Linked DNA regions of Homo sapiens: region 1 is linked to region 2. A link is an interaction called in ENCODE POLR2A ChIA-PET data of the cell type or tissue named here. Cell type or tissue: CD4-positive, alpha-beta T cell. All regions are shown on one strand. Links, peaks and the distances in the headings refer to the core of each region. The heading gives the core; the rest is flanking DNA. Region 1 holds the start of CFAP54 (cilia and flagella associated protein 54). Region 2 overlaps CDK17 (cyclin dependent kinase 17).

Evidence for each region. Peaks named below come from ENCODE experiments on the same cell type or tissue, not always from the same donor. Only the 100,000 strongest peaks of a DNase experiment are listed, where the experiment ranks them.
Region 1: POLR2A ChIA-PET joins it to region 2 with 6 read pairs; 2 of 35 experiments call an interaction of 5 or more read pairs at or near these places.

Annotation. Positions count from the first base shown.
Region 1 is chr12:96,485,780-96,493,376 of GRCh38, forward strand. It overlaps CFAP54 (cilia and flagella associated protein 54), which reads left to right and starts at 3,798. Exons shown (of 68, transcript NM_001306084.2): 1 at 3,798-4,147. The coding sequence starts at 3,831. RefSeq lists a silencer at 3,652-3,946 and an enhancer at 3,837-4,046. In CD4-positive, alpha-beta T cell, for the core only: a CTCF peak has its summit at 3,709; a DNase peak (open chromatin) is centred at 3,762; H3K4me3 peaks cover 995 bases.
Region 2 is chr12:96,290,333-96,297,929 of GRCh38, forward strand. It overlaps CDK17 (cyclin dependent kinase 17), which reads right to left. Exons shown (of 17, transcript NM_002595.5): 8 at 7,295-7,389; 9 at 6,938-7,000; 10 at 4,667-4,790. Among named protein-coding and RNA genes, the nearest start is that of ELK3, 100 kb to the left of the region's middle. In CD4-positive, alpha-beta T cell, for the core only: no CTCF peak of the experiment used is centred there; a DNase peak (open chromatin) is centred at 4,689; H3K27ac peaks cover 753 bases.

The DNA of each region.
Region 1 (7,597 bases), core at 2,051-6,050, 200 kb after region 2:
TGGGGTGATTATAGCTCACTGCAGCCTCAAACTCCTGGCTCAAGTGATCTTTCTGCCTCAGCCTCTTGAGTAGCTGGGATTTCAGGTGCATGTGACCATGCCAGGCTAATTAAAAAAATTTTTTTTAAAAATCAGAGACAGGGTCTCACTGTGTTGCCCAGGCTGGTCTCAAACTCCTGGCCTCAAGCAATCCACCCACCTCGGCCTCCCAAAGTATTGAGATCACAGGCGTGAGTGACCACACCTGGCGGTCCCACATTTCTTAAAACCTTTCTCACAGCACATTCCACAGCATGCCTTTTCTTTTCTTTTTTCTTTTCTTTTCTTTTCCTTTCCTTTCCTTTCTTTTCTCTTTTCTTTTCTTTCTTTCTTTCTTTCTTTCTTTCTTTCTTTCTTTCTTTCTTTCTTTCTTTTCTCTCTTTCTTTCTTTTTCTTTTCCTTTTTTTTTTTTTTCTTTGAGATGGAGTCTCACTTTGTCACCCAGCCTGGGGTGCAGTGGCGCGATCTCGGCTCACTGCAACCTCGCCTCCTGGGATCAAGTGATTCTCCTGCCTCAGCCTCCTAAGTAGCAGGGATTACAGGCACATGCCACCATGTCCAGCTAATCCATAGCATGCCTTTTAATTATGATTATTTGAGTTTGTGTTATCTGCTTCCTGTAGGGAATGTATGGGTTCATCTATGCCTTGTATGGACACTAACAAAATGGTTGCATTTATCTGAATAAATGGATGAAGAAGTTTTAAAAAGTCTACATATTAGGTAGATCATATATATTGTATCTATTTGGGATAGTCCAAATGATTAACAACTAAATTGAGAATTGAAAGAGCACTAACCTTGCATATTCTTTAACAGTCAGTAGCTTTAGATAAAAAAGACTTTCGAATGGGCAAAAAGCTTCCCTGCAGCCTGCGAAGATGTTAATTATAAGAAATAGCAATTTACATTATTTATAAGGAAGCTATTTACAGTACTTAGGCTTGTCAGACACAGTAGTTGCACAGCTCCATTCTTTCATTACAGTGAGAAGAATAAAGCAAAGTGACAAGGAAAGAGAAAGATATTATAATGGCTGCATCTAATTACAAGGAAGATAACACCTCTAAAATGTTAAAAATGCCTCAAATTCAATTTATTTATTTTATTTTTATTATTTATTTATTTATTTATTTATTTATTTATTTATTTATTTTGAGATGGGGTCTAGCTCTGTCGCTAAGGCTGGAGTGAAGTGGCATGATCTCGGCTCACTGCAACCTCCACCTCCCGGGTTCAGGCGATTCTCCTGCTTCAGTCTCCTGAGTAGCTGGGATTACAGGTGTCCGACACCACGCCCAGCTAATATTTGTGTTTTCAGTAGAGACGGGATTTCAACATGTTGGCTAGGCTGGTCTCGAACTCCTGACGTCAAGTGATTCGCCCACCTGAGCCTCCTGAAGTGCTGGGATTACAGGCGTGAGCCACGACACCCAGCCAATTTAATTTAAACTAAATAAAATGTAAACTTCCATCTTATCATAATGATGATTCAGAATATAACACCCATTTAAATATTCAGACAAGCTTCCAAAAACTACTGCAAGTTAAGCATTGTTAGCTTTAGTGTGTGCAAGGGGGAAAGTGACTAAGATGCAATGTTTCATAATTCAGGTATTTGAATTTGCTTAGTCACATTTTCTTTTACCAGTGACTTTGAAATACAAGTGTCTGCCCTATGATAAAGTTTGTTTGTGACAGTAGCCAGATTAGAAGGAAAAACACCACTTTGTCTTTTATTTTTTTCTTTCCTTTTCTGTGACCACTTTAATTAATTTTATCCTGCTGTTTCACTTTCATCAATATAATAGATAGCACTCAGTGGCAAATTACACCAGTTTTTGATCTGCAATGGACAAGTCTGCCATGTTAGAGCAAGAAAAAGATGAGAAAAAAGAGAATTTACCAAGCCGACTTTTAAAAATGTCTATTAATATTTTTGTAAATGCCCAGTGATTATTTCTCTAGGACTACATTCTTTAAAGCCTTACAATTTTTGTTGTTCACTTAGAGAACAAGATAAAATCTTTGTTGATCAAAGGATGATATCTACATCCTGATTAGAGAATTGGACTCCTACAGTGAGGTGTCATTGCGTCTCACTGCTTGCCAGGAAGTTTCTCTGGCTATAATTAACTGTGCCGATGAGCAAAATTATTTTCCTTCAAAGAATATTAGGGTACAGTAGACATGACATATTAGGCCAGCCTCACAAATTAGCACAGGCCCACAGAGCCTGCATAAAATTAGGTCAGACTTGAAAGATATCAGGCTGTGGTCCAATAAGCTTCTTAGTCTGAAATGGAAAATTGGGTTCACAGGGTGTTAGGGTCACTGTCTTTATTTAAGTGTGATAGAACTGGTAACAATTTTCAGGGTTAAAGACTGATTTTTCTAAGCCACCAAATATTTCTGGTTCTTCTCTTAGATAATTTATTGTGTTGCATAATTTATAGAAAAGAAGGTTCTCCATTTTCTCAATACTCATACTTTAATAAATTTAACTCTGACTTTTGCCTATAATACACAGGCTAAGAATAAACTCCCCAAGTATTTCCCTGGAGGTCTGTAGTTTCCCCATCAGAAGTAAAGTCTCCTAAAAGCCCTGTTTAAAATGCAAAGTATTTTGAGAGTTAACACTTCAGGCCACTAGTATGTATTAATGTCCTATGGTTAAGGTTGAGCAAAATGCACATTAATTTAGAATACAGAGATAATTAAAGTAAGGCTGGAATGTGCATAAATAGATGTAATCATAATTATTAGAGGCATAGACATCATGTCCACAGTTACAGACCTCAAGGTACAAATAGAGGAAAGAGAATGGATCAGCTGCATATTCAGTACTCCCTGGCTATCTGTGGGGGACTAGTTCCATGACACCCGCAGATACCAAAATCTGTGGATGCTCAAGCCTCTGATATGAAATGCTGTAGTATTTGCATATAATTTGTGCACATCCTTCAGGATGTTTTAAATCATCTCTAGATAACTAGTAATACCTAATACAGTATAAATGCCATGTAAATAGTTGTATTTTGTGTTATTTTTATTGTTGTATTGTTATTTCTAATTTTGTTCTGAATATTTACAATCTGGAGTTGCTTGAATCCACAGATGAAGAACCCGAGATTTGGAGGGCCAACTGTATTTGATTCTTAAACTGCTTGTCAGATATTTCTCTAATTTCAATTTGATTAATAAGCTTTGTTTTGGGGAGTGATCAATACAGCCTATTCATTTTGAGCACAGGCTTTGGAGTCACAAGTTCCCTTTGGAGGACCTGGTCGCTGACACTACGGTTGTACGCTGACTTTTGTCAAATGACTTAACCTCCTTGAGCTTTGGTTTCCTAAACTGTGAGATGGATATACTAATAGTATCCTAAGTTGTAAAGTAGTTATGATGATTAAATGAGATAAATGAAAGTACATGTTTCAAATGCTTAATGCCTGACACACGTTAATGGTCATGGTCGTCATCATTATCGTTATTAAGTGGCCAACATGGATAAAGAGTATAGTCTGGATTTGTGACCTTAAATTTTTGGCTCTAATATTCGCCAGCGCTCTGCTCAGAACATTCTCTGTTCGCATTTCATACAGCGGTGCCAGCGCACAACCAGGCAACGCCCTCAGGAGCATCATTGTTTTCTGGACCTGGTTCTTTCTCGCTCTGCCCTCCAGGGGCCGCTGTGTTTCTCGGAATGCGCGCGGGATGCCCGGTTGCCACGAGACCGTCGCCAGGCAACCGCGTGTACACATACTCCAGGCGGGCCGGGGCGCGTCAATATGGCGGCGCAGGGCTCCCCCTCGAGCTCTCCGTCAGACGACTCTACCACCTCGGGGTCTCTGCCAGAACTGCCGCCGACCTCCACCGCGACTTCGAGGTCGCCCCCAGAGTCGAAGGGGAGCTCCCGGAGCTCGCTGCTTCAGTGGACCTGCCCCGAGGACTCATTGCCCCTAGCCGTGTTTTATGGGCCGCTGGACGCGAAAAACCCGCTCCTGGCCTCTTGTGAGAAGGAGATCCAGGAGTTGTTAGGCTTTATGAGGAAAAAGAAGGCTTTAGCCACCACGGAGGAAGAGAAGCACGAATTCCGCCGGCGTTGGTAAGCGCTGGCGGGGCACTGGGGAGGGCGCCGGCCAGAGGAGGGACCCCTGGAAAGGGCTGGAGGATGCAGGTGGTGGCCCCAGAGATGGTTCAGCGTTGCGGACGCAGGGGCTGGCTGAAGGGCCCAGGAGAGACAAAGTTTAAGAAGTGGAGACTCGTCGCTCTTAACAATCCTTAATTCCTGGGAGCTGTTATATCTTGGCTTCCTGCTCAGGTCAAAATAAAAATCTACACAGAAATGTTTCATAACTCACCATTTGTTATTTGACCAGAAAAGAAAGATGGTAACATAAGCAGGAAAGAACCTTAAAAAGAGTTCGCAGTTTGCAGTAATAACATGGTGATAGAACTCCCAAAAAGGCAAACAGTTGCGCAGAATGAATAGCAAAATTAAGAAAAAGTCACTGTAATCCTAATAGCAATATAAGAAGGAATTAAAGTGCACATGTTCACAGGATGACATACTTCATTGTATCAAGAGCTAGCTTCATGAACCTGAGCTACCTCGAAGTTATTCCTTTTTCTCCATATACAAATTTATATACTCATAACATGGAAAGTTGTGAAACCCTTGAGCGAGCCAAAAATTTATACATGAATACAAAATACGAAAATTAGCTGGGCATGGTGGCACATGCCTGTACTCCCAGCTACTCAGGAGGCTGAGGCAGGAGAATTGCTTGAACCCGGGAGGCAGAGGTTGCAGTGAGCTGGGATCGCGCCACTACACTCCAGCCTGGGCGACAGAGCAAGACTCCTTCTCAAAAAATAATAATAATAAATAAATAAAATAAAATATTTTTTATTTATGCATATAACAACTATTTATTGAGCACATACTGTATATCAAGTGCTGTTCAAGGAACTAGGAAAACATCAAGTTAACAAAACATATAAGAATCCATGTCCTTATAGAGCATATGTTTTTGTGGGTATAAACAACCACTAAACAAATATGTAAGTAAATAATCTTACAAGGAGATGACTGCTAGGGAGAAAAATAGAACAGGGAATGGTGTTGGAGGATATGAGATGAATGTTGCAATTTTATCTTTTTTTTTTGAGACAGGGTCTCACTCTTGCACAGGCTGTTGTGCAGTGGCTCAATCCTGGCTCACTGAAACCTTGAACTTGGGGGCTCAAGGGATCCTCCCACCTTGACCTCCCAAAGTATTGGATTACAGGCATGAGCTACTGCGCCTGGCCTGAGTGTTGCAATTTTAAATGGGGTGGTGAGAAGCCTGGTTAGGGAAGGTCAGGAAAAGTTGCTTTTGAGAAAGATGAGAAAGATATGGGAGCAATTGATGAGGATTTTTGTGCAAAAAGTAGGTCACACAGGGAGAATGGCAGATGGGAAAGACCTGGGGTGGAATTGTATTGTGGGAAGAGCAAGAGGGAGGGAGATCAAGAGTTTACTTTTATAAAAATTGAGATGTGATTCAGCATCCAGGTGGAGCTACTATGTAGGTAGTTGGACATTTGAATCTGGAAGTCAGATGAGATATACATTTGGGATTCATATGATATTTAAATGATGACACTTGATGAATAGCTAAGGGAGTGTGTGTGTAAATGGAGAAGGGAAGAGTCCAAGGATTGAGCCCTGGGATGCTCCAGCATGGACAGGGAGAGGCAATAAGAAGAAACCAACAGAGACTAAGGAGGAGGGGCCAGTGGAAAACCATTAAGTGCCTGGTGTACTAGAAGCAGGTAGAGAAAGTATTTCAGGAAGAAAGGAATGATCAACTGTGGCAAATTCTGCTGACTGGCCAAGTAAGATGAGAACCAAGAATTGACCAAGGAAAGCCCATTATATACCTACTCTATATGCTTTATTTATTTATTTATTGATAGGGAGTCTCACTCTGTACCCCAGGCTGGAGTGTACTGCTGCGATCTCAGCTTACTGCAACCTCTGCCTCCCAGGTTTAAGCGATTCTTGTGCCTCAGCCTTCTGAGTAGCTGGGACTACAGGTGCCTGCTACCACGCCCGGCTAATTTTTGTATTTTTAGTAGAGATGGGGTTTCGCCATGTTGGCCAGGCTGGTCTCAAACTCCTGACCTCAGGTGATCCACCCGCCTTGGCCTCCAAGATTGCTGAGGTTACAGGCATGAGCCACCTTGCCCGGCTTATACATTTATATTTAAATGGTTTTTATCTTTGAACTTCATCTCCCCATCTCCACTACCAGCGTTCCAGTCCAAACCACCACCATTTCACATTTTCCCTGCAGCCACTCTGTCTCCAATCTATCCTTCACCTAGCAGTCAGGATGATCTTTACAAATCTTATCTAAAGTCTTTCTATTGCTTCCCATTGCTTTTGGAATAAACTTAAGAATTCTGATACTCTCCAGGGGCTGAGGTGTTGACCCTGCCTGCCTTTCTGAGCTCAGCTCATCCCTCACTTCTCTCTCAGGACTTTCCAGAGAAACAGGTCCTACTGTTTCTCACCCCAGAGCCTTTATATTTGCCATCTTTGTTGTCTGAATGTTCTTCCCCAAGCTTTTCAAAAATCTGGCTCCTTTTTTCAGGCCTCAGCTCAGTTGTCACCTCCTTAGAGTGGCCTTTCCTATCGAATGCAGATTCACTCATAGGTTTATATTTTTTAATCGATTTGTTTTCTTGTGTATTGTCTGTCTCATTAGGATGTAAGCTCCCTGGTGACTTTGGATGTGTTTCTTTTTCATTGCTGTATTTCTGGCACTTAGCCTGGGGGTTGGGACATAATAAACATTCAATAAATATTTAGTATTGAAAGGATTCAAGAGTTATTATCCTTGGCCTGGTGCAGTGGCTTACGCCTGTAATCCCAGCACTCTGGGAGGCTGAGGCAGGCAGATCACCTGCAGTCAGGAGTTCAAGATCAGCCTGGCCAACATGGCAAAACTCTGTCTCTACTAAAAAATACAAAAATTAGCCGGGCGTGGTGGTGTGTGCCTGTAATCCCAGCTACTCAGGAGGCTGAGGCATGAGAATCTCTTGAACCCAGGAGGTGGAGGTTGCCAGTGTGCCGAGATCATGCCACTGCACTCCACCCTGGATGACAGAATGAGACTCTGTCTCAAAAAAAAAAAAAAAGAGTTATTATCCTTATATTCTCAGTAATTGTGACTATTACATATAGGAAAGTAGACATGGGCCAGTCTATAAGTACAGAATCTGCGCCATCTTTAACAAGACTATAAGAATCACAAGCATTGGATTGACATGTGCCTTAACAGTCCAACCTCTCACACAATTTTGGCCTTTATTTATACAATAATTTTTACTGAGTGCCTGCTATGTGTGAGGAAATGTACTTGACACTGGTTACACAGTGGTGAACAAAATAGATATGGGAGTCAGTATTCATGGAGCTTATAGTCTAGAGAGGGAGATAGATGTTCAATGAGTCATTAGTCAATTCACAAACAACAAATGCTATGAAAGTAACTGCTGAGCACTT
Region 2 (7,597 bases), core at 2,362-6,361:
TACAAATTTATTTTGCCAAAACAAGGAAGAATTTATTTTTTAGGCTGAGATTGCTGTTATATATAACTTGGTATATCTGATTAAAATATTAAAGAAAAATGTCACAAAAGAAAAAATCAATTTTACTGAATAAGGTTACAGAAACAATGTCAGAAATTTAATTAGGCAGGACTCATATACTATTTCAGTTCAGTATAATGGTGAAAGGTTATAACTGGAACAATGTTGACATTCCTTCATTTAATTACAAGTTTTACTCTAGCATCTCAACTTGGTGAAGTAAGTCCAACAAATTATTTTCATACCAATTTTGGTAATTAATTAACAAGATGGAGGTAGCTTTCTGACCTCTCTTCTTGATATTAAAAGTGGGTTATAGGAAGGCAAAGGACAGGGCTGCAAACGTGCTTATCCTGTAACATACCATATCAAGGCAAATTACCAGTTATAGTTTCCTCAGTATCCTACTCTCCCACTCCTGAGAGGATTCCGAACTATGGTGTTTGTGTACATGGCCTTCTAGTTCACAATTAGAATTTCAATACTGGTTGGAATGAAATGAAACAATCTCTCCTAAACAAAATTAATTAAATGTGATATGGTATTATTATATAAGCCATTTTCTATCATTAGTGAAAATATCTGTCTATATCACTAGTTCCTAGACTTCTGATTTTCACTGATCGTGGGAAAAGGGTAGAATTTTCAGAGGGACAGAGAACAACTTATAGTATAAATACTCAAAGTTATATGACCCTCCTTCACAAGAAGTCATATTTACTATGCAACCAAAAAAAAAAAAAAAAAGGAAGAAATAGAGACAGAATTGAATATACTATCTCATGGAATAATCAGAATTTCTTGTTGCCTTGTGGGTAAAATTTGCCTGGCTTGCATTGTAGAGGTTGGAAGCAAAATTTAAAGCACTCAGAGTATTCCCTGATAAAAGTAGTTGTTGTTTTTTTCTTCCTCTTTTTGAGACAGGGTCTTGTTCTGTCAACCAGGCTAGAATGAAATGGCTTGATCATGACTCGCTGAAGCCTCAACCTCCCGGGCACAACTGATCCTACCATCTCAGCCTCCCAACTGGCTGGGACTAGAGGTGCACACCGCCACACCTGGCTAATTTTGAAATTTTTTATAGAGGCAGGTTTTTGCCATATTGCCCAGACTGGTCTTGAACTCCTGAGCTCAAGCAATCTGCCTGCTGGGCCTTCCAAAGTGCTGGGATTACAGGTGTCAGCAACCGCACCCAGCCAAAGGTAAATTTTTTATAGTCCTTGACATTCCTTTTGCTTTTTTTTTTTTTTTTTTTTGAGATGAAGTCTCGCTCTGTCATGCAGTGGCATGATCTTGGCTCACTGCAACCTCCGCCTCCCGGGTTCAAGCAATTCTCCTGCCTAAACTTCCCAAATAGCTGGGATTACAGGTGTCCGCCACAATGCCCAGCTAACTTTTCTATTTTGAGTAGAGACAGGGTTTCACCATGTTGGTCAGGCTGGTTTTGAACTCCTGACCTCATCTGATCCACCCGCCTTAGCATCCTGAAGTATTTCTCTTCACTGCCATTCATTTTGGGATTGGGAATAAAGAGCATTACATGCAGGTTAGCAAACAAAGAGAAGGAGAAGGAAAAAGAGTGAAAAGGAAATAGTGGCTGGGGGAAGGAAAGAGAAAGAAAAAAGAGAGAGAGAGTAACAATTATTATAAGGGAAATAACAACATAAACTATGCCCAAGAAGAGACTTTATGAAAGCATATGTAAATAGCATATAATTTGTTATTCAAACACAGGTAACCCACACATTTCCTTTTTAAGGAAGGAAATGCAAAAAGTAATTTACTCTTCAAATGGCAAAGTATTAAACGAGCAAAAGTATAGGAATTTCCAGAATAAACTCACCATTTAATGACAGTGAAGAGTAATACTTGAAACACTCATATTTATTAAATTTAATGAAATACTCCAAACATAAAACTACCATAATCAAAGCCAGGTGTGATGGCTCACACCTGTAATCCCAGCATTTTGGGAGGCCAAGGCAGGCAGATTGCTTGAGGCCAGGAGTTCGAGACCAGCCTGAACAACATGGTGAAACCCCATCTCTACTAAAAATACAAAAATTAGCTGGGCGTGGTGGGCACCCCTGTAATTGCAGCTATTTGGGAGGCTGAGGCACCAGAATCGCTTGAACCCAGAAGGCGAAGGTTGTAGTGAGCTGAGATTGCACCACTAGACTTCAGCCAGGGTGACAGAGCAAGACCCTGTCTCAAAACAAACAACCAAAAAACTACCATAATCATTTATGAAAAAAAATTATGAATTTAGTTATGGAAAACTGCATGGGTTTTTAAAAACTAAGTTCTCTAAGAGTATTCAAACTCTCAGAATGCGGAATACAAAAAATTCAAAGCTGCTCTACAAAGTTCCTTCAATATGAAAAAGTTTACTTTCTAGAAGCAAAAAGAGCATTTAATTTTACTTTCAATTCCCTTAAAACCAGATTAGCTAAAAAAAAAATAGATAAATAGCTACAATTAAATTACTGAGCATATAATAAATACAGAGTAATGGTGGCAGGTATATTAAGGGAACGCCTTTCAGTAGTTGCTTCTAAACTCATTGTTCTCAAGACCCATTTTATACTCTTGAAAATTATCAAAGACCTAAAGAGCTTTTATTTTTGTGGATATATTTACTGATATTTGCCACATTAGAAATTAAAACTTAGCAAATTTTAAAATATTATTTTCTCTTTAAAAACACCACCCTTTATATGCAGCATGTATGACATTTTTATGAAAAACATTTTTTTTATAAAAACAAAACAGTAAGAAGAATGGCCTTCTTTCACATTTTTGTAAATCTCTTTTAAGTCTTGTTTTTGTAGAGATGGGGTCTTGCTATGTTGCCCAGGCTGGTCTTAAACTCCCGGCTTCAAGTGATCCTCTCACCTCAGCCTCATAAGTGCTGGGATTACACCCCTGAGCCACTGTGTCTGGCCTAAAGTCTATTTCAATAGAAGACAACTGGATTCCACATCTGTTTTTGCATTCTGTGTGTCGTGATATGTTGCTTTGATACATATCACAATATGTATCAAAATAGATCAAATATACATATCACAACATACATATATGAAGGAAATCAAATCTCACACAGATATGAGGTTGAAAGAGGAGGGGCATTTTAATAGCCTTTTCTGATAAATGTGAATAGTCTTATTTGACACTACATCAGAACTAGAAAGTAAGTGGTCTCTTAAAAGCTATGTGTTAACAAAACCTATAACGATGAACTTCTCATGCTTTTGTTGCACTAAAATTCATTGACCTTGTACTTTAAATGGGTCTTTTATCCATGCATGATTCTGTAATATCATGCATTAGCCATTTGGAAAACAGTGGATCCCTGGGTTATACATTCCAAATGTTTATACACTTTTTCAGCATATTGAAAAATCGTGTTTGTTAACATCAACATCGATCTCATCAGAAAAGTCTCTAAGTATTGAAAAGCCATCAAACTCAAAGCAGATCCAAATTTCCAAACTCTAATTTTTGCTTGAAAACTTGAATTTTATTATTGGCAAGAAATACTGACAGTTCTTTTCCTTGAAATGATAGGCTTCCTTCATTCACTTTCAGGAAAATGTCTGCCAAACACCTAAGTCTGAATAACCACAGTTTGTCTGTCAGTCATTTAAGTAAAAATGGTGTCCCCTCAAATAACAGGGCTAGTTCAATGTGCACTCAAATAATCACATGAGCACTTTTCCCTGAGAAGTAACCACATTATTTCTGTGTGCAGCAAATGAGTTTTATGTACACTTCCCATTTTATCACATAAAATATTAAAAAGAAATGTAGTCAAGGATGGAAATTAAATATAATTAATAAATTTTATTGCTTCATCATGTAAGTGTAACTGACAGTTTTCCCTTTACGTAAGTGTAGTGGTAAAGAATACAATGACGGCCTGGGCATGGTGGCTCATGCCTGTAATCTCAGCACTTTGGGAGGCCGAGGCGAGTGGACCACCTGAGGTCAGGAGTTCGAGATCAGCCTGACCAACATGGTGGTCACGCTAAAAATACAAAATTAGCCAGGCATGGTGGCGCATGCCTGTAATCCCAGCTACTTGGGAGGCTGAGGCAGGAGAGTCACTTGAACCTGGGAGGCAGAGGTTGCAGTGAGTCAAGATCACACCACTGCACTCCAGCCTGGGCTTTAACAGCAAAATGCTGTCTTCAAAAAAAAAAAAAAAAAAAAAAAAAAAGATATATTTTGGTGCCACTACTTTGATGTATAGTTTTATGCATTATTATTTTGGGACCATCATTGCAAATATTAACACAGTGAAATAGGCAAATAACAGATGGTACAATTTTGGTAATATATTTACATTTAGAGGCCTCCTACAAGGGTCTCAGGAGCCCTAGGGGTCTTTGTCCACACCCAAGAACAGCCTGTGCATTTTAGAATTTGCTGCTAATAACCAACATAAATCACCAACCAAAGTTCTGTCAAATATCTTATTCTGTGGGCTACCGAGAAAATTTCCAAACCCACATAAAAGCAATGGCACATTATGACAGTGGTTGATCTTTTAACCATTACACTTTAGAACCTGGAAGTACTAATAAATATCTCATACATTCCATACCAAAATCTGCTAGCTTTAATTCTCCTTTCTCATTAATGAGGAGGTTCTGTGGTTTCAAGTCTCGATGCAATACCTTTCTTCTATGGCAATATGCCAAACCACGTAGAATTTGGTACAGAAACAGCTACAGAAACAAATAAATAAAAATTAGTCTTAAAGATGAGACATGCTTTAGTATAAGCATAAATGATGGTAAGCAGAAAAGCAGCTGGCCTAGAACATTGTAACAGGAAAAAGAAAGTAATTGCATACTTAAGTACAATGTCTTTTTCCTTTTATATATAGTGGCTTTCTGAATTTAATAGTTTATTATTCTATTTGAAGCATCTACCTATTTCTTTTAGTCTAACAGTATCTATGGAAATATTTTTTAAAAAGTAACTTCCTCCTAGCAGTAACAGTTGATTTACTGTGGAAAATGACTTAAAAAAAAAAACATATCCTCATAAACTTACAGGCCTACTAAGGTTTACATAGTTTAATTATAAAATTCTGGCAAAACAACCAACCAACCCCCCTCCCACCCATCTCTCCTTGAAAAAAAACAAAAACAAAAACTCTGATCTGGGGCAGTGTCTTTAAAATAAGGCACTGGAATTGGCGATTTTATGAAAAGTCTGAGGTATCAAAGAGAAAGCTGCTGCATAGCTCTGGCAAATTACTTACTATAAAACTAACCTAAACCAGCTTCTATCACCCATCTCTTGGGTACTTTACTTTCAGCACCTCCTACTTAGCCTTCAAAATCTACTGTGATTCACAAAGGGGCATTAGCACCGTAGTGTTCTGAATGACTCTGAAAAAAGTAATTCCTATAAGGCTAATGGTAGAGTTTTTGCTGTACATTTTGGTAGAAAGAGGGTTACGGAACACATAAGACCTTTGATTCTCTGGGGTTAACAAAAAGAACCTCAAGTACAGAGGATTCAAGAGTTTCCCCTCAGTTCATCTGTAGGTGAAAAACAGGGCATCCGAACACTGAGGCAGCCAAGGCAGCAGGTCAACGGTATGCCTGAATGAATTCTCTGTGCCAGAGTCTCTCCAGTCTACATAATTATGTTTTTAAAACTCTAAAATTACTATTTAAATGAATTCTTGTTACACTTTGTATTTTGAAAGTATAAAGGCCATTTAAACAAATAAATAATAAAACGCTTTCCAACTTAAGCTAATCATGTAAACCTGGCATTAAAGAAATAAACGTCTCAACATTTGTGAAATTATCATCAAGGACCTTGTTTTATTTTCAAATTATTGCCAATAAAAAAAGCAGGAAAAACAAAATTAAAACCAAAAAAATACAAAATGACAGTTATAACACTTTGCAAACAAAAGATGTAAAATAAGATGAAAACAACCCTGACAGAATATATATGGAAGTACATTTAAAGCCCTTTTTAAAAATCCTTAGCAATGTGTTATCCATATGTTCTGAGCTGTCTTTTAGTAACAGAAACTGGCTCTCCTTTATAACCACCAAACTTAATATTTTTTTAAAATGTAAGTTTAAAATTACTACCTACAGAATTAGAAATGTCTGAAGCACACAGCTGCGACAGCCTATTTTCAGAATAGGTTCTTACATATTGTTGACTAAGTTTGGATAAATAAATCTTTGCTAAATTTGGATACACTACTCAGGTCAAAGAAACCTACTGTAAGAATACAAACTATGCTGGATGCTGTTACTCAGTTAATAACTTTTGGGTATCATCTGGCACTGATTTTATGGCAAACATTTTTAGCATTAAATTTTTAAATATGTTGTTGTAAGAAAACACACCAATTATCTTACTCTTCTTCCTGACAGTACAGATTGGTATTTCCAGCATAGTGTTCATAAAACCTGCATGTTCTGGCCTTATTCATTAGTTCTGAAAAGTTGTTGTTTTACAATTAAATACCATTTATTTGGGGAGTTCACTATTTAAAGAAGGCCTTTCACAGAATGCACCCATCATTCGTGTTTATTTTGAATTTTTTTTTTAAAGCAGAATACACCTGTACATATATTCTATATTAGGACAATCAGTTGTAATGTGAAATGTCAAAAGAATGAAGTGGTTCTACAAAAAGGTCTGATCCTAAGAAAGCTATAGTGTAGTAAACAGAAGTTCTGGGTAAATATTGCACGTTCAGAGGACAATAACCTATTTAAAAGGCCAAACAGAAAACCCTGAAGAAGAGTTATGAGGCTGGTACATTTCATTATATAATGGTTCACCTATGCTTTAAACAAAATTTAAAAATTACACACGCAAGAAAACATACCTTTACGTTGTGCATACTCATGATGTTTCCACAGTCATCCATGTACTGTTTCAGGTCTTTATCCTGGAAAAACACAGCACTCTGCTATGTGATACACCATTTTCAGAATGTTGTGACTGGTTCACTTAATAGTGTTTTTCAAAATTAGTTGTTTTTCAAGAAAAGATACTGGATGCACCATACACATAATTTAATGAAAAACTGATAACTAAATAATAAAGTCTCTTGGGCTGTTAAAAAGTCCAATTTAGCTAAGCACAGCTGCAGTTTAAAGAAAAATAAAAAACAAACTAAAAGTCCAATTTACTATGTTTTTCTAAAGTAAAGTTAAATACTGAATTTTTATGAGATGCTTACCAGATACTCAAACACCAAAGTCAAGGATTTATCTGTGTGAACAATGTCATGTAAGGTTACTATATTTGCATGTTTTAAATCCTTTAATAGTGAAACTGCAAAACAGAAAAAGAAAATTGTTTAGTCTGTGGCAGTCTTTATAAAAACCTGAAGTAAGTTGAACATACGAACTGATTAAAAGATTCTCTTAAGTTTAGGTCTTGGGCGGTGGCTCACCCCTATAATCCCAGCACTTTTGAGAGACCGAGGCAGGCGGATCACTTGAGCCCAGGAGTTCAAGACCAGCCTGGGCAACAATGCTAT